Regions from separate parts of the Homo sapiens genome. Here region 1 is linked to region 2. Evidence: read pairs that join two places in POLR2A ChIA-PET (ENCODE). Cell type or tissue: A673. All regions are shown on one strand. Each heading gives the region's core, and the rest is flanking DNA. Links, peaks and the distances in the headings are about the cores only. Region 1 has its middle 220 kb from the start of LINC00474. Region 2 holds the start of LOC105376240 (a long non-coding RNA gene).

What was found. Peaks named below come from ENCODE experiments on the same cell type or tissue, not always from the same donor. Only the 100,000 strongest peaks of a DNase experiment are listed, where the experiment ranks them.
Region 1: POLR2A ChIA-PET joins it to region 2 with 5 read pairs; 2 of 35 experiments call an interaction of 5 or more read pairs at or near these places.

What each region holds. Positions count from the first base shown.
Region 1 is chr9:115,696,795-115,709,127 of GRCh38, forward strand. No RefSeq gene overlaps it. Among named protein-coding and RNA genes, the nearest start is that of LINC00474, 220 kb to the right of the region's middle. In A673, for the core only: no CTCF peak of the experiment used is centred there; no DNase peak of the experiment used is centred there.
Region 2 is chr9:116,592,085-116,604,417 of GRCh38, forward strand. The region is part of intron 19 of ASTN2 (astrotactin 2); the gene reads right to left. It overlaps LOC105376240 (a long non-coding RNA gene), which reads left to right and starts at 5,763. Exons shown (of 3, transcript XR_930277.3): 1 at 5,763-5,843. In A673, for the core only: no CTCF peak of the experiment used is centred there; a DNase peak (open chromatin) is centred at 4,797.

The DNA of each region.
Region 1 (12,333 bases), core at 3,248-5,747, 900 kb before region 2:
CGGCTGCAACCCAAACCTTCCACTTATCCGTGTCTCTCGCTATTGAGTATCTAGTAATTTATATTCATCTTCAAGTATTTATGGTACTCAAGGATAAAGGAAGCACCTTATTCATCTTTGCATCCAAATTTCCTCTTTATATGAGATAAGCTCAAAGTATTTCACATGTTCCTATCCTTAGACTAGCACCTTCAAAAGTCATCTCAGTTTATCTTTATTAGAATCCTATAAAGCAATTCTGATTATTTACTCCTGGTAAAATAATGTAGGGATAAGATAAAATAACTGATTTACCCAAAATCAGTTTATAAATTTCAGAGTTTGGAACCAAGTCATCCTAAATATAAAATGCATTTATTTTATTTCAATGAAACATGCTTAATAAATATTTGCCAGATGACCAAATGGATAAATGAAGGGATGTCCAGGCTATAAGAGCTGTTTGAAATATTTTCCACTTCTGGCATAATATGTGTTCCCAATTTATTTGACTGGCCAGCTTTTACTTTTTTGCCCTACATTTGCACTCTTTGCAGAGAGATATCAGAGTAGAATCCTGCTTGAAAGTTTACCTATATCTTTTCTAAAGCCTCCCTTCATACAAAAACTACCACATCAAATACAAATGCTGAAAAAAGAGATATTAAGTTAAAATAAACTTATTGTAGCCATCCCTCGAAGGCTATCTAAAAATACTCATTGTAAAATATTTGTGTGTGTGTGTGTGTGTGTGTGTGTGTGTGTGTGTGTGTGTGTGTGTGTATGTATTTTCCTGGAAGAAGGAATTACAATGTTCTCACTCTTTAAGATTCTGACCCCTGCAAAAATATTTCTTGATTAGCCACACAAAGGGGATAACATATTTTGTTTCTGAAAAATAAAATAATTGAATAAATTCTGAGTAATTTTTTAAGCTTGATACATTACATCTTCTAGAGACGCTCTTTATATGGTTACATCGAGCTCTTAAGAAATCCTTATACTGGCCGGGCGCGGTGGCTCATGCCTGTAATCCCAGCACTTTGGGAGGCCGAGGGGGGCAGATCACCTGAGGTCAGGAGTTCGAGACCAGCCTGACCAACATGGAAAATCCCCGTCTCTACTAAAAATACAAAATTAGCCGAGCGTGGTGGTGCTTGCCTGTAATCCCAGCTACTCGAGAGGCTGAGGCAGGAGAATAGCTTGAACCCAGTAGGCGGAGGTTGTGGTGAGCCAAGATCGTGCCATTGCACTCCAGCCTGGGCAACTGAGTGAAATTCTGAAAAAGAGAGAGAGAGAAGGAAAGAAGGAAGGAAGGAAGAGAGAAAGAAATTCTTACACTTCTTTTCCCCTTTGTCATTAAGTTTTCATCACCTGATGCACATAGAATCTCCTTGTTTCTCTGATACATTCTCACTCACCCACTGTCTTCACTGCTATGGCTTCCTGTACAATGACTGACACAGGCATTTATCATATTCCCAGTGTACAATTTTTAATAGAAATGAATGATTGTCACTATGTGGTTATTTTCATTAAGAGATTTTGATGGCCAAATTTCCCAGGTCTGCATTTAACTGGGTCCACACAAGCTAGTAAGTGCCCAAAGCAAACTTGAAAATGAAAGATTTCATTGTCATGAAAGATTCTTAAAGATACGAGAATTTTTTTTTACCATAAAATCAGAGAATGTCAAAAATAATGATCCTTCAAACACTGGGATTGCAATTTGCAGAACGGATTTTGAAGGACAAGAGTGGAAGCTGGCAGCTAGTGAAGTTACTGCTGATCTACTTTAATCAGAGGAGAAATGATAGCGCTTGGGATTAGAATGGTGGCCGTGGGATGGAAATAGCTCCATGGAATTAGTAGATACGTAGAAAGTAGAATACACAAGATTTTGTGTTCAACTGTAAGACAGTCTACAGGAGGCAGAGGAATCAAGGATGATTTCCAGGTTTTATTTCTACTTTTATCCTAAGTCTGTAATTTTTTTTTTTAACCTAGAAAGTTAAGTTTGTACAAACTTATTACTACAATGATTCTTTGTCAGAAATCAAAAATAATCCTAGATTATTACCACTGGCTGGGAAGGGTAGGAGGAAGTAGAAGATGAAGAGAGGTTGGTTAATGTGTACAAAAGTACAGTTAGAGAGAAGGAATATGTTCTAGCATTTCATAGCACAGTAGGGTAACAGTAGTTATTTATTATATATTTCAAAGTAGCTAGGAGAGAAGATTTGGAATATTCTCAACACAAAGAAATGGTAAATATTTGAGGTGATGGATGGCATAACTATCCTGATTGATAATTACGCATTGTATACATGTACCAAAATATCACATGTATCCCCATAAATCTATACAATTGTTATGCATCAATAAAAACAATCCTAGAGATTCTTGCCTCTGCATAAATGCTTTTGTAACCTATTTCCCCACAGAGCATGCAAATTCCTTAACTTCAATTCCTTAACACTTCATGTATCTTCTCTTTATTTGCCTCTTTCACTACTGGGAATCTGATAGATGGTTACTATTATACTTAAGGACAGAATATAAGGAGGGAATGGATTTGATGTCTCACTCTGAGCTTGCAAAAATGGAAAAAGCAATTAACTTAATTCAGCCAAGATTTAATGGCACCCTGTACTTAGTTGGCCTATCAGTGAAATAGAAGATATGGATAAGCAAATACATTTTGAACAATCTTGCTTCTATGTTTTTGTTTCAGCTACAGTCCTCATTTATCCTATTGAAATTAATGTTCTCAATTTCTAGAAACGGTTTTATATCAGAGCACATAGTCACTTCTCTCTTTGATATCTCTTTTGACTCCAATAATTATTATTACACAAAATTCTTAATCTGAGTTTAATCTTGCATGTCTACATCACTTCTATTAAGATTTATAAGAAATTCAAATTGAACTTCCAAATCAGTATTTAATATATACTCTATTTTTTCCATAATTGAAATTCATAATTAATTCTGTAAATGCAGGTTAATATTCCTATACTTACTTCTGTTTCCCTTAGTGCCTAGCACAGAGCTATACATGTGTTTCATACTTATTTCATGAAGTTCACTCAGCCCTTATAAAATGCCTGCAATGTGCCATATTTTATGAAGAAAAATTTCTTATAATTTTATGAGAAAAATCTTCTCACTGTTTTACAGATACAAAAACTTTAAAAATCCAAAAATACTAGGTATTTTTCTAAAGAGCTAAACAGATCGAAAATGTCAACATGATAATGGTAATGGTGGTGACAATAATAATAAAAGACCTCATTCAATAAAGGCCACCAACAGAACAACGTAAAATCATCTATTTTGCTATTTATAACATATGTAGAAATAAAACTCTGAACACGATAGCACACAGGATGAAAGAATAATATAAAAATGCTATGTTATAAAGTACTTACACTATATATAAAGTGGTATAATATTAGTTAATGGTTGAATAACCACTAAAATGTAAAACGCATTATAACCAATAAAACATAAGTATATGTATCATGGAATAATAAAAATAGTCAATTAACCTAAAAGAAATGGGGAGAGAAGAACACATGAGACAAATAGAAAACAATTTGCAGAGTAGTAGATTTACCAAATTTTAATTGCATAAAATTTAAAGGGTCTAAATGTACCAAATAAAAGGCATAGATTTTCAGATTGGATAAAATGTAAACCATACTTATATATTGTCTATAAGAAATTCATTTCAACATAAAGACAGAGAGTTTAGAAGTAAACGGAAAAAGAAGATATGCCAAGGAAAATCGTACCAAAAGAATGATAGAGTAGCTATATTAATATTAAACAAAACAGATTCAGAATAACGATATTACTAAAGACAAAGAGAGACATTCCATAATGATAAGAGGTTAATCAACAGGGCATAATAATCTTGAATATGAATGCATCAAGTATTGAAACTTCAAAGTGCATAAAGCAAAAAACATTAGTAATAGAAAAGGAAAGAAAAATGTACAAATCTAGTTGGAGGTTTCAACACTCCCTTCTCAGGAACTGATAAAACAAGCTAACAAACATAAAAATCAATAAGGATAGAGAAAATCTGAACAAAATCATAAACCAACCTGACCTGATAAAAATTTATAGAATACTTCACCCCAAAGAATAGAACACACCTTCTTTTCAAACAGCATTCACTATTATAGGCCATATTCTAGTACATAAAACAAATTGCAATAAATTTAAAATGACTGAAATCATGCTCAATGCATTCTCAAAATGAGCTACTATTATAAAAAGTCAACTATTATAAAAAGTCAACTATAGACCAACATTCTTCATGAACACAAGTGCAAGAATGTTTTTCAAACAAATTGAATCCAGCAACATCTAAAACATTTAGTACATTATGACCAAATGGGTTTAGTCAGTAATGTAAAATTAATTTAACAATTGGGAAACAATGCAATCCATCCTATTATTAGACTATAAAATAAAAAATATATAATCCTCTCAATAGATGCAGAAAAAAACTTTTGATGAGATCCAATACATACTCTTAAGTAATTTTTAGGAAAAGTAGAAAAAATAAGAAAAAATTATCAAACTGATAAAGGCACCTAAGAATTCCTAAAGCTAACATAAAAATTAACAGTGAAATACGAGATGCTTCCCGCTAAAATTAGGGAAAATAGCAAAGATGTTCACTTTCAAAACTTCTGTTTATCATTATATTATTGTTCCTAGCCAGTGCAACAAGGCAAGAAAAATATCATATAATGTTGAAAAGAAGTGAAGCTGTTTTTATCTGCAGATGATATGATTCTCTATTTCAAATATCCTTATAATCTTACAATATATGTTATTAGAATTAATAAATTAGTTTGGCAAATTTGTAAAATAGAAAGTTTATAAGAAAAAAATAATGTTACCTAAAAAATAAAAGTCCAGGATCAGACAGCCTCACTGGTGAATTTTGTAAAATATCTCAAGAAGAATTAACATTAGTCTTTCTCAAAATCTTCCAAAAATGTATAAGGAAACACTTTCTAACTTATTGTATGAGTCCAGCATTAACCATATAACAAAGCCAGATAAACACATCAGAAAATAAAATTACATACAAATATTCATCATTGAAATGGATACAAATAGCCACAACAAAATGCTAGCAAACTGAACTCTATAGCATATCTAAAAGACCAAGTGGGATTTACTGCAGAAATGCAAGAGTGGCTCAACATTGAAAAAAAATCAAAGTAATACATCATATTCATAGAATAAAGAGGAAAAAACCCACACAATTATCTCAATTGATTTCAAAAAACCATTTGGCAAAAATCCAATCATTTAACATCATGTCATGTTAAAAGTACTCAAAACTAGTTTACAGTCCCACCAACAGTGTAAAAGTGTTCCTATTTCTCCACATTCTCTCCAGCACCTGTTGTTTCCTGACTTTTTAATGATCGCCATTATAACTGGTGTGAGATGCCATTGTGGAAGACAGTGTGGTGATTCCTCAGAGATCTAGAACTAGAAATGCCATTTGACCCAGCCATCCCATTACTGGGTATACACTCAAAGGATTATAAATCATACTGCTATAAAGACACATGCACACGTATGTTTATTGCAGCACTACTCACAATAGCAAAGACTTGGAACCAACCCAAATGTCCAACAATGATAGACTGGATTAAGAAAATGTGACACATATACACCATGGAATACTATGCAGCCATAAAAAATGAAGAGTTCATGTCCTTTGTAGGGACATGGATGAAGCTGGAAACCATCATTCTGAGCAAACTATCACAAGGACAAAAAACCAAACACCACATGTTCTCACTCATAGGTGGGAATTGAACAATGAGAACACCTGGACACAGGAAGGGGAACATCACACACCGGGGCCTGTTGTGGGGTGGGGGGAGCGGGGAGGGATAGCATTAGGAGATACACCTAATGTAAATGTTGAGTTAATGGGTGCAGCACACCAACATGGCACATGTATACATATGTAACAAACCTGCACATTGTGCACATGTACCCTAGAACTTAAAGTATAATAAAATATATATATATAAAAGTACTCAGAAACTAGGAATAGAAGGGAACTTCCTTAACATGGATAAAGGACATTTATGAAAAACCCACAGCATGCATCTTACTCAATGGTAAATGGCTGAAATATTTTCCCTGAAGAAACAAGAAAAGATTTCACACTCTGAACACTGTTAGTCAAAATTGTGTTAGAAGTTCTAGCTATAGTAATTATGTAAGAAAAAATAATAAAACATATTCAAACCTTAAAATATGAAGTAAAGTGATTGTATTAACAGATGACATGATTCTATATTTAGAAAATCTAAATGAATTAACAAAAGAGCTACTAGGGCTAACACATAAATTCAGCAATGTTGTAATGTTAAGACCAACGCGCAAATATCAGTTGTTATTCTATATACAAGCAATAAACATTTCAAGAAGGAAATTAAGAAAACAAGTCAATTTTTTTAGCATCCAAAATAATAAAATACCCAGGAAGAAATGAAAACTATAAAACAATGGTGAAAGAAATTGAAGACTAAAATGAATGAAAATGCATTCAATACTCATGTATTAGAAGATTTAATATTGTCAAGAAATGAAAGAAAATTCATTCCATGTTCATGTACTGGAAGATTTAATATTGTCAAGATATCAATATTACTCAAAGCAAGCTACAGACTCAATGCAATCTATGTTTCAATGGCCTCTTTTTTTTCTTGCAGAAATAGAAAAGCCAATCCTCAAATTCATATGGAATTATATATGTCCCCAAATAACCAAAACAATCTTGAAAAAGAAGAACAAAGTTGGAGGACTCATGTTTCCTGATTTCAAATCTCACTACAAAGCTTAAGCAATCAAAACAGTGTAGTACAGTCATAAGGATAGACACAAAGGCCAAATGAGATAGAATTGAGGGTCCAGAAATAAATCCATATATCTATGGCCATTTGATTTTCAACAAGGGTGCCAAAGCAATTTAAAAGAGGAAAGAATAGTTTCTTTAACAAATAATGCTGGAACAACTTGATATCCACCTGAAAGAATGAGAGAAAATACTTACAAATAGTATATCTGATAAGGGTCTAACATCCAGTATATATAAATAAGTCAACTCAACCACAAAAAGACTAACAACACATTTTTAAAATGGGCATGTAATTTGAGTAGACATTTCTTCAAAGAAGATATATAAATGGTCATCAAGTAAATAAAGTGATAATGACGTTCAATATAATTTGTCATTAGAGAAATGAAAATCAAAATCACAATAAGGTATCATTTTATTGGTACCACTAGGATAACCATAATAAAAAAAGGAAAAGAAAAAAAAGTTGACAGGGATGTGGAGAAATTGGTCCCCTCAAACGTTTCTTGTGGAACTGTATAATAATTTAATCACCATGATCTGTCATTTCCTTAAAAATATAAATATACAATTACTATATAAACTTGTAATTCTCTTACTAGGTATATATTCAAATAAACTGAAAGAGGTACTCAAACAAGTACATATAAATATATGTTTACAGCAACACTACTCATCACAGCCAAAAGGTGAAAACAGTTCATATGTCCACTAACAAATGAATAGATTTAAAAATTATGGTATATACATACAATATAATATTACTCATTCACAGAAAAAGATGAAGTATTCATACATGCAACAATGTGGGTGGGTCTGCAAATATTATGCTAAATGGAAAAACTAGGCACAATTTTTATAATTCCTTTATATGAAATATTCATAATAGATAAATCCATAGAGACAGAAAGCAGATTGGTGGTTGCCAGGGCATGGAGGAGGGAGGAAATGGGGTAAAACTGATTAATGAATAAGAGATTTTACTTTGGAATGATGGAAATATTTTTGAACTTGATGGAAGTGATAGTTGCATGACTTCATGAATATACTATAGGCAATTGAATTATTCACTTTAGTTAATTTTGTGTTATTTGAATTTCACCTTCATAAACTCTTTTCTTCAAATACATTTATTTGTTTATATTAACATAAAATAACTAAAATTAAATTTTTAAGTACCATTTACAATTGCATCAAAATTATGAAATACTTAAGGGATACATTTAACAACATATGTACAAGGACTGTACTTTGAAATCTACAAAACTGCTGAAAGAAATTAAAGAAGACCTAAGTAAACAGAGAGATATACCATGTTCATGAGGAGAAAACACAATTCATTAAGAAAACATTTCAACAATTCTTGTCAAATAGATTCAAAACAATCCCAAACAAAATCCTAGCAGGAGTTGTTGTAGAAACAGACATGCTGATAATAAAATGTATGTGGAAATGTAAGTAACATGGAATAGTCAAAAATGTTATTGAAATGAACAATACAATTGGACATCTTACCCTACTTGTTTTCAAGACTTACTATAAACTGTGGTTTAGGATAAGAAAAACATATAGATTATTACAATGAAATTGAAAGTCTAGAAATAGACATGTTTATATGTGATCAGTTTATTTTTAAGAAGGATGTCAAAGTAATTGAATGGTTGTATATTTGTCTTTTCAACAAACAGCAGAGAAACTGGAGATCTATTGAAAAAATTAACCCTTATCTCACATTACATATAAAAATTAACTGGAAGTGCATTATATAGCCAAATCTGTTAAACATTTAGCTTTAAAGCTATAAAGCTCATAAAAATCATAGGAGAAAAAACCTCTTTTTAACAGTTACTTTATTAAAAATAGAGTTAAGTCATTAGATGATGTGCTCTATTTAAACTCTCAATTGTCTATGCATGGATCAGAGGGACTACCATTTACCTTTCTTAATTTTAATTTTTTATTTCAATAGGTCTTTGGGCAACAGGTGGTGTTTGGTTACATGGATAAGTTCTTTAGTGGCAATTTCTGAGATTTTGGTGCACCCCTCACCTGAACAGTGTACACTCTACTCAATGTGTAGACTTTTATCCCTCACCCACTCCCACCCTTTCTCCTGAGTCCTCACAGTTTGTTGTATCATATTTATGCCTTTGTATCCTCATAGCTTAGCTCCCACTTATAAGTGAGAGCATATGATGTTTGGTTTTTTATTCCTGAGTTTTTATACTTAGAGTGATGGTCTCTAGTTCCATCCAGGTTACTGAATATGTCATTATTTCATTACTTTATATTCCATGGTGTGTCTCTGTGTGTGTGTGTGTGTGTGTGTATGTGTGTGTGTGTGTGTGTGTGTATCACATTTTCTTTATCTTTATCCACTCATTGATTGATGGGCATTTGGACTGATTCCATATTTTTGTAACTGCAAATTCTAGTGCTATAAACATGCATGTGCAAGTGTCTTTTTCAAATAATGACTTCTTTTCCTCTGGGTAGATACCCAAGAGTGGGATTGCTGGATCAAATGGTAGATCTACTTTTCGTTCTTTAAGGAATTTCCACACTGTTTTCCATAGTGGTTGTACTAGTTTACATTCCCACCACCAGTATAAAAGTGTTCGCTTTTCACCACATCCACACCAACATCTATTATTTTTTATTTTTTGATTTAAAAAGTTCTTGCACTCTGTTTGTCTGTTATTGGTGTATAAGAATGCTTGTGATTTTTGCACATTGATTTTGTATCCTGAGACTTTGCTGAAGTTGCTTATCAGTTTAAGGAGATTTGGGGCTGAGAAGATCGGGTTTTCTAAATATACAATCATGTCATCTGCAAACAGAGACAACTTGACTTCCTCTTTTCCTAATTGAATACCCTTTATTTCTTTCTCTTGCCTGATTGCCCTGGCCAGAACTTCCAACACTATGTTGAATAGGAGTGGTGAGAGAGGGCATCCCTGTCTTGTGCCAGTTTTCAAAAGGAATGCTTCCAGTTTTTGCCCATTCAGTATGATACTGGCTGTGGGTTTGTCACAAATAGCTCTTATTATTTTGAGATACGTTCCATCAATACCTAGTTTATCGAGAGTTTTTAGCATGAAGAGCTGTTGAATTTTGTCAAAGGCCTTTTCTGCATCTATTGAGATAATCATGTGGCTTTTGTCTTTGGTTCTGTTTATGTGATGGATTACGTTTATTGATTTGCGTATGTTGAACCAGCCTTGCATCCCAGGAATAAAGCCAACTTGATCTTGGTGGATAAGTTTTTTGATGTGCTACTGGACTCGGTTTGCCAGTATCTTATTGAGGATTTTTGCATCGATGTTCATCAAGGATATTGGTCTAAAATTCTCTTTTTTTGTTGTGTCTCCACCATGCTTTGGTATCATGATGATGCTGGCCTTATAAAATGAGTCAGGGAGGATTCCCTCTTTTTCTATTGATTGGAATAGTTTCAGAAGGAATAGTACCAGCTCCTTTTTGTACCTCTGGTAGAATTCAGCTGTGAATCCGTCTGGCCCTGGACTTTTTTTGGTTGGTAGGCTATTAATTATTGCCTCAATTTCAGAACTTGTTATTGGTCTATTCAGTGATTCAACTTCTTCCTGGTTTAGTCTTGGGAGGGTGTATGTGTCCGGGAATTTATTCTTTTCTTCTAGATTTTCTAGTTTATTTGCGTAGAGGTATTTATAGTATTCTCTGATGACAGTTTGCATTTCTGTGGGATCAGTGGTGATATCCCCTTTACCATTTTTTATTGCATCTATTTGATTCTTCTCTCTTTTCTTCTTTATTAGTCTTGCTAGCGATCTATCAATTTTGTTGATCTTTTCAAAAAACCAACTCCTTGATTTATTGATTTTTTGAAGGGATTTTGTGTCTCTATCTCCTTCAGCGCCACTCTGATCTTAGTTATTTCTTCATGAGTGAACCCCCATTCACAATTGCTACAAAGAGAATAAAATACCTGGGAATCCAACTTACAAGGGATGTGAAGGACCTCTTCAAGGAGAACTGCAAACCACTGCTCAATGAAATAAAAGAGGATACAAACAAATGGAAGAACATTCCATGCTCATGGGTAGGAAGAATCAATACTGTGATAATGGCCATACCGCCCAAGGTAATTTATAGATTCAATGCGATCCCTATCAAGCTACCAATGACTTTCTTCACAGAATTGGAAAAAACTACTTTAAAGTTCATACATAACCAAAAAAGAGCCCACATTGCCAAGACAATCCTAAGTAAAAAGAGCAAAGCTGGAGGCATCATGCTACCTAACTTCAAACTATACTACAAGGCTACAGTAACCAAAACAGCATGGTACTGGTACCAAAACAGAGATATAGACCAATGGAACAGAACAGAGCCCTCAGAAATAACACCACACACCTACAACCATCTGATCTTTGACAAACCTGACAAAAACAAGAAATGGGGAAAGGATTCCCTATTTAATAAATGGTGCTGGGAAAACTGGCTAGCCATATGTAGAAAGCTGAAACTGGATCTCTTCCTTATACCTTATACAAAAATTAATTCAAGATGGATTAAAGACTTAAATGTTAGACCTAAAACCATAAAAACCCTAGAAGAAAACTTAGGCAATACCATTCAGGATAGGCATGGGCAAGGACTTTATGACTAAAACACCAAAAGCAAGGGTAACAAAAGCCAAAATAGACAAATGGGATTTAATTAAACTAAAGAGCTTCTGCATATCAAAAGAAACTACCATCAGAGTGAACAGGCAACCTACAAAATGGGAGAAAATTTTTGCAATCTACCCATCTGACAAAGGGCTAATATCCAGAATCTACAAAGAACTTAAACAAATTTACAAGAAAAAATCAAACAACCCCATCAAAAAGTGGGCAAAGGATATGAACAGACACTTTTCAAAAGAAGACATTTATGCAGCCAACAGACACATGAAAAAATGCTCATCATCACTGGTCATCAGAGAAATGCAAATCAAAACCACAATGAGATACCATCTCACACCAGTTAGAATGGCAATCATTTAAAAGTCAGGAAACAACAGGTGCTGGAGAGGATGTGGAGAAATAGGAATGCTTTTACACTGTTGGTGGGACTGTAAACTAGTTCAACCACTGTGGAAGACAGTGTGGCAATTCCTCAAGGATCTAGAACTAGAAATACCATTTGACCCAGCCATCCAATTACTGGGTACATACCCAAAGGATTATAAATTATGCTACTATAAAGACACATGCACACATATGTTTATTATGGCACTATTCACAATAGCAAAGACTTGGAACCAACCCAAATGTCCATAAATGATAGGCTGGACTAAGAAAATGTGGCACATATACACCATGGAATACTATGCAGCCATTAAAAAGGATGAGTTAATGTCCTTCGTAGCCCCATGGATGAAGCTGGAAACCATCATTCTGAGCAAACTATCACAAGGA
Region 2 (12,333 bases), core at 3,709-6,208:
TCCCTTAAATTTTAAATCATCTCTAGATTACTTATAAAACCTAATACAATGTCTACAATCACTTCATTCATGTGGATTTAACATAGTACCAGTGTATCAGTCCATTCTTGCGTTGCTATAAAGAAATAACTGAGAATGGACAATTTATAAAGAAAAGAGGTTTAATTGGTTCACAGTTCCACAGCCATGAAGCGTGGCTGAGGAGGCCTCAGGAAACTTACAATCATGGGCAGAAGATGAAGGGGAAGCAGGCACATCTTACATGGTTGGAGCAGGAGGGAGAGAGAAGGGGGAGGTGCTACACACTTTTAAACAGCCAGATCTCAGGATAACTCACTCAGTATCACAAGAACAGCCACAAAGGGGAAATGCTCCCCCAAAGATCCAATCACCTTCCACCAGCCCTCGCCTCCAACAGTGGGGATTACAATTTTACATGAGATTTGGGTGAGGACACAGACCCAAACCATATCAACTGGGCATACAGCAAATTCAAGTTTTGCTTTTTAAAACTTTGTGGAAAATGTTTTCAAGTATTTTCCATTTGAGCTTGGTTGCATTCATGAATGCAAAACTCACAGATACAGAGGGGTGACTATATGCATTTAATATCCCTAAAGGCTGAAAGTCATACAACCTTAGAGATAGAAAGCTCTCAAAGATGACTGAATTCAACCACTTCACTTCACAGATACAGAAACTGAGGCCCATAGATGGGAATCTCAAGATCACAAAGGGATTCAGCATTAGAAGCAAGTCTCCTACAACCCATTCATGGATCTTTTCCCTTCATAATGTTGCCTTCCTTCTCCCAGTGATAAAGGTGAGATGTGGATGAAGTCTAACAATGAGCTGTGCATCAGAATGTCATGGTCTAAAATTTTTCAGGCAATGATTAACATTAATATCTGCCTTGCAAATGGACTCAGCAGCTGGGACAAGGCAGATGTGGCAACACAAATATGTTGCCCATGACACATGAATTGGAAGAGTGGGGTGGAGGCAGCTCTTGAGTGAAGGAACAAAAGAAAAGCCTGTCTGTCTGGAATGCAATGGGAATGAAGATTCCAAGGAGGTCATTTAGGGAGAAGCAGTGCCTGAACCCCAGACAAGGCTGGGTGCGGTAACATCTGTGCTTTTGCAAGGGAAATAAAAGGGAATCTGCTTCCCTGCCTGAAGGGATGATATATGGGCTTCTGAGGCACTGGGCGTGGGCCGAAGGCATGATACAGGGCTTGATGGATGAAGGCTGAGGTAACTCAGTAGGCCACACATTAATAAAAATTATCAAACTGTCCCAGTTGGTGGAGTAGAATGCTAATGCCATTCTCCACATGTATGTTAAAGGAAGAGAATGTCTGAAGGGAGGTAACCTGCTTTTTATCTTTACCTTCATTTCACTTGTCCAAATTATATCCTCTGTTCTGCTGCCAAGATCCTATGCAAGCCAAGTCTGGCAGAGCCTACTCTATACTACAACCACCTGTGATAGTTCACCTGCATCTAGCCATTCTTAACTGAGAATGAGAAGTGTATTCTAATCACAACTTAGCCCCATAAACAACTTTCATCACTCTCAAGTGCCCAAAGAATCAACTTCAGATATCATAACCTAGCCTTCAAGGCTTTCATCCGCTTGACCATGAATTCCAGTCTTGCTCATTCTATACTTCTCCAGACACCTTTCATTTCCATCTTCATGATTTTCTTGCTTTATGCTCTTCCATCTGTCTGAATTTCCTCTTACTTGTTCTCTATTATTGAAATCCCTTCCATCCTTCCAGGTTGAGATGAAAGCCCACTTTATTCACAAAGGCCGCACATCCTTAGCCTCTGATTTCAGCCTCAATTGCAATGGACAGTTCCAATGTGAGTTCAAACTCACTTTGCGCTGCCCCAAGACCTACCTCCTTGAATATATGCCAGGTATATCTTTGCACTTCCTGCCCCAAGGCCTTCAATGATGCCGTGGGACCTCTCTCAGCTCATATGAGCAAGTATAGCCTAGAAGTTTAAGAAACATCAATCTTTAAACAATTGAGATAGGGAGCTAGAGAAGACATAATCTAGCTTTGCATCTTTAAGCCAGCAAGAGCCTCAATACATCAATAGTAATCTTGTGAACACATCCCTGTACTGGCTTTTTCCCCTTCTGGGTCCTGTTCATGATCCTTCATAACTGTTTCCTATGGATACCTACCTAATCTGTGCTCAAGCTCTGTTTTAGGGTTATCAAAACAAAAACAGAATGAGTACACATCTTCTACCTTGAATTACAGCTAGACCTGTCTCTGGAATTTCCCCAGTAATTAGAACTAGTAGTCAATAATTGTTTGTCAGCTAGAAATAAATTTTAAAATACAAGCCACTAGTATCAACTCTACATGTGGAGAAGAACCTCACTTATAAACTATATAATTATCAAGACTGTCCACGTAGCTAATAGTAGGTGAGGAACATCAGAAGAGTCCAGTCTCACTGACATTCGATTTTGCAGTCACTTTATGTTCAGCCAGTTAACAGTACTCATTGGATGTCATTTCCATCACCTCTGCTTCCCTATTTTATGGGCCCAGAACTCCTTTGAGAAGCTCAGCTGCTGCAGAACAGCCAGATCTGACCTTCCTAAGGCATGATTCATCATGCATTGATGACAGAACATCTGCACCCAATGTATGAAACATGGTGACTCGCAGTGTCTGGCTCAGGATATGACCTGGCTCAGAGCTTAAGTCTTCCCATGATTTCTGTCTTGAAAATAGCTCCTAGCATGGTCCCCATACCCTCAGCCAAAAGCACATCCCCCTCAAGTTTTTTTCATTATACTCTCCTCTCCTTTTATTAAAATAAATAAATACATAGGTACATACATACATACACACATACATACATAATTTCCCCTTCAGGGATTCCTTGGAAGCCATCAAGAGTAGGGATAAAGAGCAGAATTTCTGAGTGAGAAAGAATTAGGTTCAAGTTCAAACTTAATACTTCTATGCCCTTAAGTAAGTGACTATGCCCCCTCTAAACCTGAGTTTTCCCACATGTGAAATGAAGATAATACTAACTAATTTTCAGAACAATTTTGATGATTATATAGGATAACTTGGCATCTAGGTGTTCAATAAATGCTGACTATCTTCTCTTTCCCTTTAATAGCTTTACACTTCCCACAATGCTTACAAAATTTCTGGTATGGTGTAGGTACTTAACAAATGTCATTACTCTTGCTTCATTCTTGTTGTTGCTGTTGTTGTTGTTGAGACGGAGTCTCACTCTGTTGCCCAGGCTGGAGTGCAGTGGTGTGATCTCGGCTCACTACAACCTCCACCTCCCAATTCAAGAGATTCTCCTGCCTCAGCCTCCTGAATAGCTGGGACTACAGGGGCGCACCACCATGCCTGGCTAATTTTTGAATTTTCAGTAGAGACGGGGTTTCACTATGTTGGCCAGGCTGGTTTTGAACTCCTGACCTCATGGTCCGCCCACCTCAACCTCCCAAAGTGCTGGGATTATAGGCGTGAGCCACCGCGCCCGGCCACTCTTGCTTCATTCTTGTTTGGGCTCCGTTTACATTAGATACCTTTCTGCTTGTGGTGTGACTGTCTTGTTTCATGACATATGACAATAGCATAATTTACATATTTGATATTAGGGATACAGCATGGAATGGGACAAGTAAGGTCCTAAGGCATGATTACACTTAGCTTACGCTCAAGAGCAAGAGAACTCTTATCACTGTTGGGAATGTAGAAAGGCGAAGCCACTATGAAAAACAGTATGCAGGTTCCTGAAAAAATTAAAAATAGAACTGCTAGATGATCCAGCAATCCCACTTCTGGATTTATATCCAAAATAATTGAAATCAGGATCTTGGAAAGATATCTGTACCCCCGTGCTCACTGCAGCATTATACACAGTAGCCAAGATAGAGAAATAACCCAAGTGTGCATCGACAAATAAATGGATGAAGAAAACATGGTATATGCATACAATGGATTATCATTCAGCCTTAAAAAAGAAGGAAATTCTGCCATTTGAAATGACATGAATGAACCTAAAGGACGTTATGCTGAGTATAATAAGCCAGTCACAGAAGAACAAATACTGCCTAATTCCACTTATATGAGAGGTATCTAAAATAGGCAAAGTCAAAGAAGCTGAGAATAGAGTGATGGTTTCCAGGTGCTGGGAATGCGGAAACAAGGAATTGGTTTTCAATGGAGTATAAAGTTTCTGTTATGCAAAACGAATATGTTCTAGAAATCTGCTGTAAAACATAGCACCTATAGTGAATATGGTATTGTGTGCTTTAAAATGTGTTAAGAGGCTAGATGTCATGTTAAGTGTTCTTACCAAACACACACATGTACACACACACACACATAAATGGACAAAATAAAATTATTGGAGGCGATGGGTATGTTTGTATCTTGCTTGTGGTGATGACATCATGGATACACGCACATGTCCAAAGTCATCAGTATCTATATATTAAATGTATGCAATTTTTATATATCAATTATACCTCAATAAAGCTGTCTTTTAAAGGGCAGGCAAATCAAAAGTAAATGAGCAAATATATAAATAAATGAGATAATTTCAACAAATGCTGAATGACATAAGGGTAGTAATACTGAGGGATGTGATAGAAAATGACAGAGAAGAAACCTGATATTTAGGTAGTCAGGAAAGGCTTTCTGTGCAGATGAAAATGGGATTAAGACTCACGTGCTTAATCCCATTAACTCCCATAAAGGAGTTAACAATTCCAGTTAAGGGAATCACTAGAGGAAAGGGTGGAAAATTCAAAGCAGAGGGAGGTAGATGTGAAGTAACAAGCTTGGTGTGTCTAACAATGAGAAAGTAGGCTAGTGTTGTTACTGCTCTCACGTGTCAAGTTAGTCATCAGCTTCCTAAAAGTCAACTCAAGAAGGGAAAGAGTTTGGGTTATATTGTTCTCCTCTCCAAATATAAGGGGATTATCTCTCAAGGATGGTTATATTTTTAAAAAATGTATTTTCTTGCCTACTAGAATGTATGGCTTCCATCTTTTTCTGGCCTTTGAAATTGGTACCCTTTCCAGAGGTAATTCTCCCCAGAACTCAGGATCAGGGCAGTGAGTGAACCCAAAGCCATAGGCATTGTGATCCAACTCTTTGAAACTTGAATGGTCAATGCTGAAGATACAAAATATTCCATGACTTTTGATCTATTTTTTTTTTTTTTTTTTTTTTTTGGAGATAAGAGTTTCACTCTTGTCGCCAGGCTGGAGTGCAGTGGTGCGATCTTGGCTCGCTTCAATCTCCACCTCCCAGGTTCAAGGGATTCCCCTGCTTCAGCCTCCCAAGTAGCGGGCCACCATGCCCGGCTAATTTTTTGTATTTAGTAGAGACGGGCTTTCACCATGTTGTTCAGGATGGTCTTGATCTCCTGACCTCATGATTAGCCCACCTCGGCCTCCCAAAGTGCTGGGATTATAGGCGTGAACCACCATGCCTGGCCTTGATCTATTAATACGTCCCAGGAGCTACAGAATTATATTCATGAACTTTGAATGACTTCAGTCAAGTCACTTTTCTTCTCTAAGTCTTATTTCTCATCTGTATAATGTGAGTGAGAGGTGAGGGGTGGGTAGGGGATATTGGGTAGGTGGCTACCTGTGATCTCTACATTGGGTAGAGGGCTGTGTTCACTAGAGTTCCAGATTTTCTGTGATTCTAAGAAGCCTTTGGAATCTTGGAGTGAGTATTCCCAGGGAACTCTGATGTGCTGAAAAGCTCTCCTACATCGTTGATGTCAGCTGTGCCTGAGGCTTTTTAATGGGTCAACAGACCCCAAAGGTGAGCTGGAGACAAACCTGGCAATTATAGATTAAAGGGCAATTATAACAGGGCTCATAATTGTTCTCTTACAATCTTGCCTTCATTGTTGGTTAATAACCAAATTCTCTCTTTCCAGGGAACTCCACCCTCACCTTTTCCCACTGGGGTAGGTGAGGCTGGATCAGAACAGGGTAATTGAGTTCTCCCTGGGGAGGTTGGGGTCATGTGAGCACAGCTCCTTGATCTCATCTCAGATGGCTCCAGGGAAGTACCCAAAATCTCTCCTTTGGGAGGTAGGACAGAATGACTCAGGAAAAGGGAAGTTAAAAGGAAGTTTATGAAGTCTGAGAATGGAATTGGTAAATAAATCCAAGTCTGGATACTCCTGAAGGCAGGTGGTATGGGGTAAAATACTGGGCTGAAACCCAGAAGACCCCATGTATGTGTCGGCCATAACTTGCCAGGAGACTCAGGGGAAGTTCCTTCACCACTGGGATTCAGTTGCTTCATCTGTGAAAAGAGGGGGTTGGCTTAACTGATCTGTAAGTATCTTCTAGATAGGATATGAGGTTGGTGCAAAATTAATTGTGGTTTTTGCCATTGAAAGTAAAGTAATAGCAAAATCCACAATTGCTTTTGAACCAACCACATATTTTTAGGATTCTAGATGCCTGTGACTGAGTGGACTACTTCTGAGTCTCAGTTTTTACTTCTGTAAAGAGACAATAACAAGAGTAACTTCATCATAGAATTATTGTGAGAATTAAATGAGCTTAACATGGCATCTCTACTTTATTCATTCAGTGCTCTCATTTAATGATTACTCATTAGACTTCTACTTTAAACCAGACTTTATGCTAGGAGAGGATGGATAATTCATACAGTTGAACTAGGTATCTTAGATGAACCTTCACAGAGGTGAAGATACCTTCACAGAGCTAGGAGTCTTGTGGGGCACACATGAACGTTTAAAAATGGAAGCTATTTTTATGAGGCATTTCTGTTATTGAACAGTCAGATAAAATACCACTGTCTAAATAATGGCGAATGGCAGGGGAAAATATTCCAAGGCATGGTGACATTCTCAAGAGAAGCTATCCTCTGTCCCTGGTCTAAATTAAAGATGACACATTCAAATACCTTCAGAGCAAAGCAGATAATAGAAGTTAATGTAGTGGGTTGGATGTCAGAAAATCTAAAAGAGGGGATTAAGACGACCTAGAGTTTCCATGCATTCTCTAAAGTGGAAAGCTGCTAGTCAACTCTCCTGCCTACTGCTGTCACGTGAGGGTGTGAGTCTAAAGTTGCCAGAACTCACTATTTTCCAGCAGAAGCCAGGAATCCAGATTTTCACATAAAAAGCATCCAGATTTCAAGTGATAGCCACTTATTCAAATATTTAAAAACATTATGTAGCCACTGGTTTGCTATCTCTAAGTTAAAGCCAATATTTCAGATAAGCGAGAGTATTGTAACTGTGTTCATTTTCAAAAGGAAGGTAAGGAGAAAGTAAAGGGGATGAATGATTATTGGCTATCATCTACATGCCCCAGGCATCTTACAGACAACATATATCATTTCATCTGTTGCTCACAACAATTCTGAGAAGCACCTGCGTTTAGTTCTGATATTTTTCCCTGAGGCAATTCACATATGGAAAATGTGTTTTGAGAAACACTGGTATGGACAGATATGACTGGCAGCATAAGGAAGATTGAATATAGGGGCAAGATAAGAGGCAGGACAGCCTGGTGAGGAAGTCATAGTGGAAATACACAAGGTGCCCCTAGTGGGGAGAAAAACAAGGACAGATTTGAGACAAAATGAAGTAATTAACCTATATTTTTCAAAGTTCATCAATAATGTCTGAGAGGGGAATTTTACCTCCCTTCCACCTCCCCATGTCAGATGGAGGAGGAAGGGACTTTACAACTGTACCCCTTTTCTTATTTTCTCTCTTCACCCTCAGGCTATCTATTTAATGGCTGTGTTCAGACCAAGGTCAGCCATCCGTCTAAGTGGACAACAGAAACTAAACCCTAGTCCTATAGCCTGGATCTCCTAGTCCACACCTTGATGCCACACAGAATAATTTCTCAGAGCAATGAACTTCTATATTAAAGATTACTCTGGTCAGGCATGGTGGCTAATGCCTGTAATCGCAGTACTTTGGGAGGTCAAGGTGGGTGGATCACTTGAGTCCAGGAGTTTGGGACCAGCCTGGGCAACATGACAAAAGCCCATCTCTACAAAAAAATACAAAAGCTAGCCAAGAGTGGTGATGCATGCTTGTAGTCCCAGCTACTTGGGAGGCTGAGGTGGAAGGACTGACTGAGCCCGGGAGATAGAGGCTACAGCGAGGTGTGATTGGGCCCCTGCACTCCAGCCTGGGCAACAGAATGAGACCCTGTCTCAAAAAAAAAAAAAAAAAAAAAAAAGAAAGAAAGAAAGAAAGAAAAAGAAAAAGACTACTCAGCCATTCTTCCTGATCCCCTGATCCATGGGCTTCTTGCCTCTGGCTGTCATTACACTGGCAGTGAGCAATAGAGAAATGTAGATTAAATGGTCAGAAGATGTAAATTCAATTCTTGACTCCACACTTATAAGAAGTTTGACCTTCAACTATCAACTTCACAAGACTTATCCTCAACTCCCTCATCTGTAGATGTAGATAATATTGTCCTCTTACTTGGAAGGACTAATTTGTAGATAAAATAAGATAATGGATTTGAAGGTCCTTCAATCCATACTTCATAGAGCAGCCAGGGTGATAAAACTTTTACTCTTTACCATGACTTAAATCACTCTCTATAATTTCATCCCTCCTATAGTCCCTTCTTTTTAAATTCCATACTCAGAATTTAAACTCCAGCCCCACTGTCCTTTTATTCCTTAAGGCCACTGTGCGTGCTGTTTCCTCTACCTGAACCGCTTTCCATCCCACCCGCCCCTCAATCTTCACTTCATTTCACTACTGCCTGTTCACACTTCAGGTATTTATTGAGTGCTTACTATGTGCCTGGCAATGTACTAGGCACTGGGGATAGGGTGATTAAAAAAAAGATAAATATAACAACACTTTGGAGAAGCTAATATTTTAGTGAGAAAGGCAAATGCTACATTCCTGCCTTCACCAACCAAAATATATTGAGAATTGTAATAAGTGCTACCAAGCTAGGAATAGTATAGAATGCTAAAAGTTCATGTAGTCAACAAGAGGGCCAAATCTAATCTAAGGATTCAGATAAGTGACATTTAAACTGAGACCTCATTGTACAGACCCAAGTGGGAAAGAAAATCTGTAGCATCAATAGTAGAGAGAAGAAGTAGGTAAGTGCAATTATTCAAACCTTGTACGATGTGTCAAAAAGTTTTCATCTGGAAGTTAGAAGAGTTATGAAAGTTCTTAAAAGGTTTAAATTAGAAGAATCATAGTTATAAATAAGATACCTATTCATCAAATATTTATTGAGTGCCCATGGTATGCCAGCTACTGTGCCAGATATGATCAAATGTATATTTTAACAGGTAACTCTGGCTTTAGAGTTGAGAATTGAAAGGGAGGGAAAAGTGGCTAATGTGAGGACTATTTAAAAGATGATCACAGAAGATGTTGAGTGGCTTAGATTAGGCAACGGAAATAAAAAGAAAGGACCCGATTTGAGAGATAATGGGGATCAAAGCAAAATAGCTTGGTTATAAATTGAACATGAAGGTGAACAAGAGAAAAGAGTTAAAGATAACTGCTTTAAGAAACTTAAGTTTATAGAGGCACCAGCTATATAGAGTAAATGAACAATTGGAAAGGAGCAAACTTGTAGGGAGATGATAGCAAATCCAGTTTTGAATGTGTTGAGTTTGAATTGCTTGTGAGATATCGAATTACAGATGCTTATAGTCAGTTGAATATAATTAGGGGGTTCCGAAGAATGAGGTGGAGACCCAAATGTAAAAGCAATGACTACATTGATTGTTATGATTGGACTAGATGTGGTAACCCAGAGAGAGATTAAATTGAGAAAAGATTATACAGGACCAAGCCATAAGGAGCTTCAAGATAAAGAACAGATAAAGGGACCCTGCAAGAGAGGCTAAGTTGGTGTTAGAGAGTTAGATACCAAACCAGGAAGGTATAGTACTGAAGAAACCAAGGACAGCAAATGTTTCAGACCCTGTAGAATGCATAGAGATATGAAGTAAGTTTATGACCCAAAAATGTCACTGGATTTAATGACATAGAGTTCACAAATGTTCATGGAGAAAAATGTTTTAGTAACTTGGTGGTAGCAGAAGACAGAGGGGAGTAAGCTGAGGAATGAAAAGATGAAGTGAACCATTGTAGGCTATACTTTCAAAGGTGTGTTTATAAAGAAAAGGAAAGAGATCATTTTGATGCTGGAAGATGCAATGTTTTGTTTGTGTCTTTGTTCTAAGAAGAAAAATTTATAAGCATATAAATGATGTAAATAATCTACTAGAGAAGGAGAGATATAAAATATAGGATATAAGGAGAGAGATTATATGTAGATTCCTAATAATTTAGGAAGGCATAAGAAATACTGCAATGAAAAGATTAACTTTAGAAAGAAAGGAGGACATCTCCTATATTATATCAGGAGGAAATGGGGAGAGTATGCATGAAAAATGTTAAATTGTTTGGAGAAAAATTATACTACTCCATCATTGTTCTTAATGAATAAAGGGAAAATAGGGTATTATGGGTTTAAGAATGATGAAGGCTGAGTGTGGTGGCTCACATTTGTAATCCCAGCACTTTGGGAGGCCAAGGCAGGCAGATTACTTGAGCTCAGGAGTTCGAGACCAGCCTGGGCAACATGATGAATCCCTGTCTCTACCAAAAATACAAAAAATGAGCTGGGCATGGTGGCATGCATCTACAGTCCCAGCTACTCAGAAGGCTGAGGCAGAAAGATTGCTTGAGCCAGGGAGGCAGAGGTTACAGTAAGCCGAGATCACACCAGTGCACTCCAGCCTGGGTGACAGAGCGAGACCTCCATCTCAAAGAATGATGAAGAAGAATGTAAGTTGACAGGAGAAACCTAGTAAAATTGAATGGAAGCATGAAGAGTCCAGTTAACACTGATGACTGATGATACTTTGATGACAATATTCAAAACTGTGTTTTTCTGTAGCTGCGTGACTGTACCATCACAGAAGATGGAGAGTTGCATGCATCCAGTGCAGGTGTTTGACCAAGCAGGGAAATTAAAAGACCAAAAGGCAAGGGAGATCGAGAGGCTGATACAAGCAGTGATTGAAATATGAACCATGGACTCTACCATAGATAGAAAAGTTGGAACTGATAGATGGAGAAAAAGGAATGCTACCAAGCAAGAGAAAGTCCTAATGAGTTAAAAGGCACGGCTGGAGTGGGAGATCTATAAACTGACAGTATAAAAGATCATGGTCAAAGAGTGGGATGTTAGAACTGATGGCTTTTTATGGAACAATATCATGTGAGGACAAAGTCTACAGTGTGGCCCAGGAGTGGGTGGCTGAGGCAGAATGGAGAAATGGTCACTGGAGATGAGCAGATCAAAGAAGTGAGAGACTGGATTGTTGGACAGAAAATCCACAAAAACCCTGACCTTACCTATTGTGATGGCAAGAACCCAGATGAAGAGAAAGCTGCAAACCAGGAACTTAAAATACTTAAAGAACCAGTTTCAGTTGAGGCAAGAGGATGAAGGTTGGATTCAGCTTGACTTCCCCTTTTGGGGAATAACAATGTCATAGACACAAGGTAGTATAGATTTAGTCTGGGCAAACTCTCTGGATGAAAGGTAGGTACCAACCTAGCATAATTCTTGCCTGGCCTGGAAGGAGATTCTGGTGAGTGAAGAGAGAAATACAGATTTTCTTCTCTTGGCGTCTCTAACGGGAAGCTGCTACTAAGGACAAGAATGGCAACAGATGGTGACAGGGAGGGAGAAAGATCAGCTTGGGAGTGATCTCCAGGCGAGGGGTTGATAGTCTTGTGTATGAGAGGTTGATCCATATAATTAATTAGTGGAACCAGACTCTCAAACAATTTCCCACTTCCTCTGAGTAGCCTTTATTATCCCCAATGGACTGAATTTCAAATCTCTCTGCCATGCCCCTACAGCATCTGAGTTACCTCAGCACCCACCATACTATCCCAGCAATTTCTTGCTAAATTGTACCACTCTCCTTGTTGACTGCAAGTTCCATGAGGGCAGGAATTATGCCTGTCCTGTTACCATTCCATACCCAGGACATAGACCATAGTAACAGCTCCCCACACATTCATGAAATGAATGAGTGTGCTTTGTGAGCTATAAAGAACTTTGTGATATAGAAGGCAGGCTGGGTGGCATGGGGGAATGAACAGGATAAAGACTCTCCAAGTACCTTTTCCCTTTGGAAGTCTTTGACTTTAGAAACCTTTCACCCAGAAAGCAGCTGGAGTGACAGAAATATTTTCTGAGCCCCTAATATCAGTTCCAGATGTTTGCAATCATGTGGG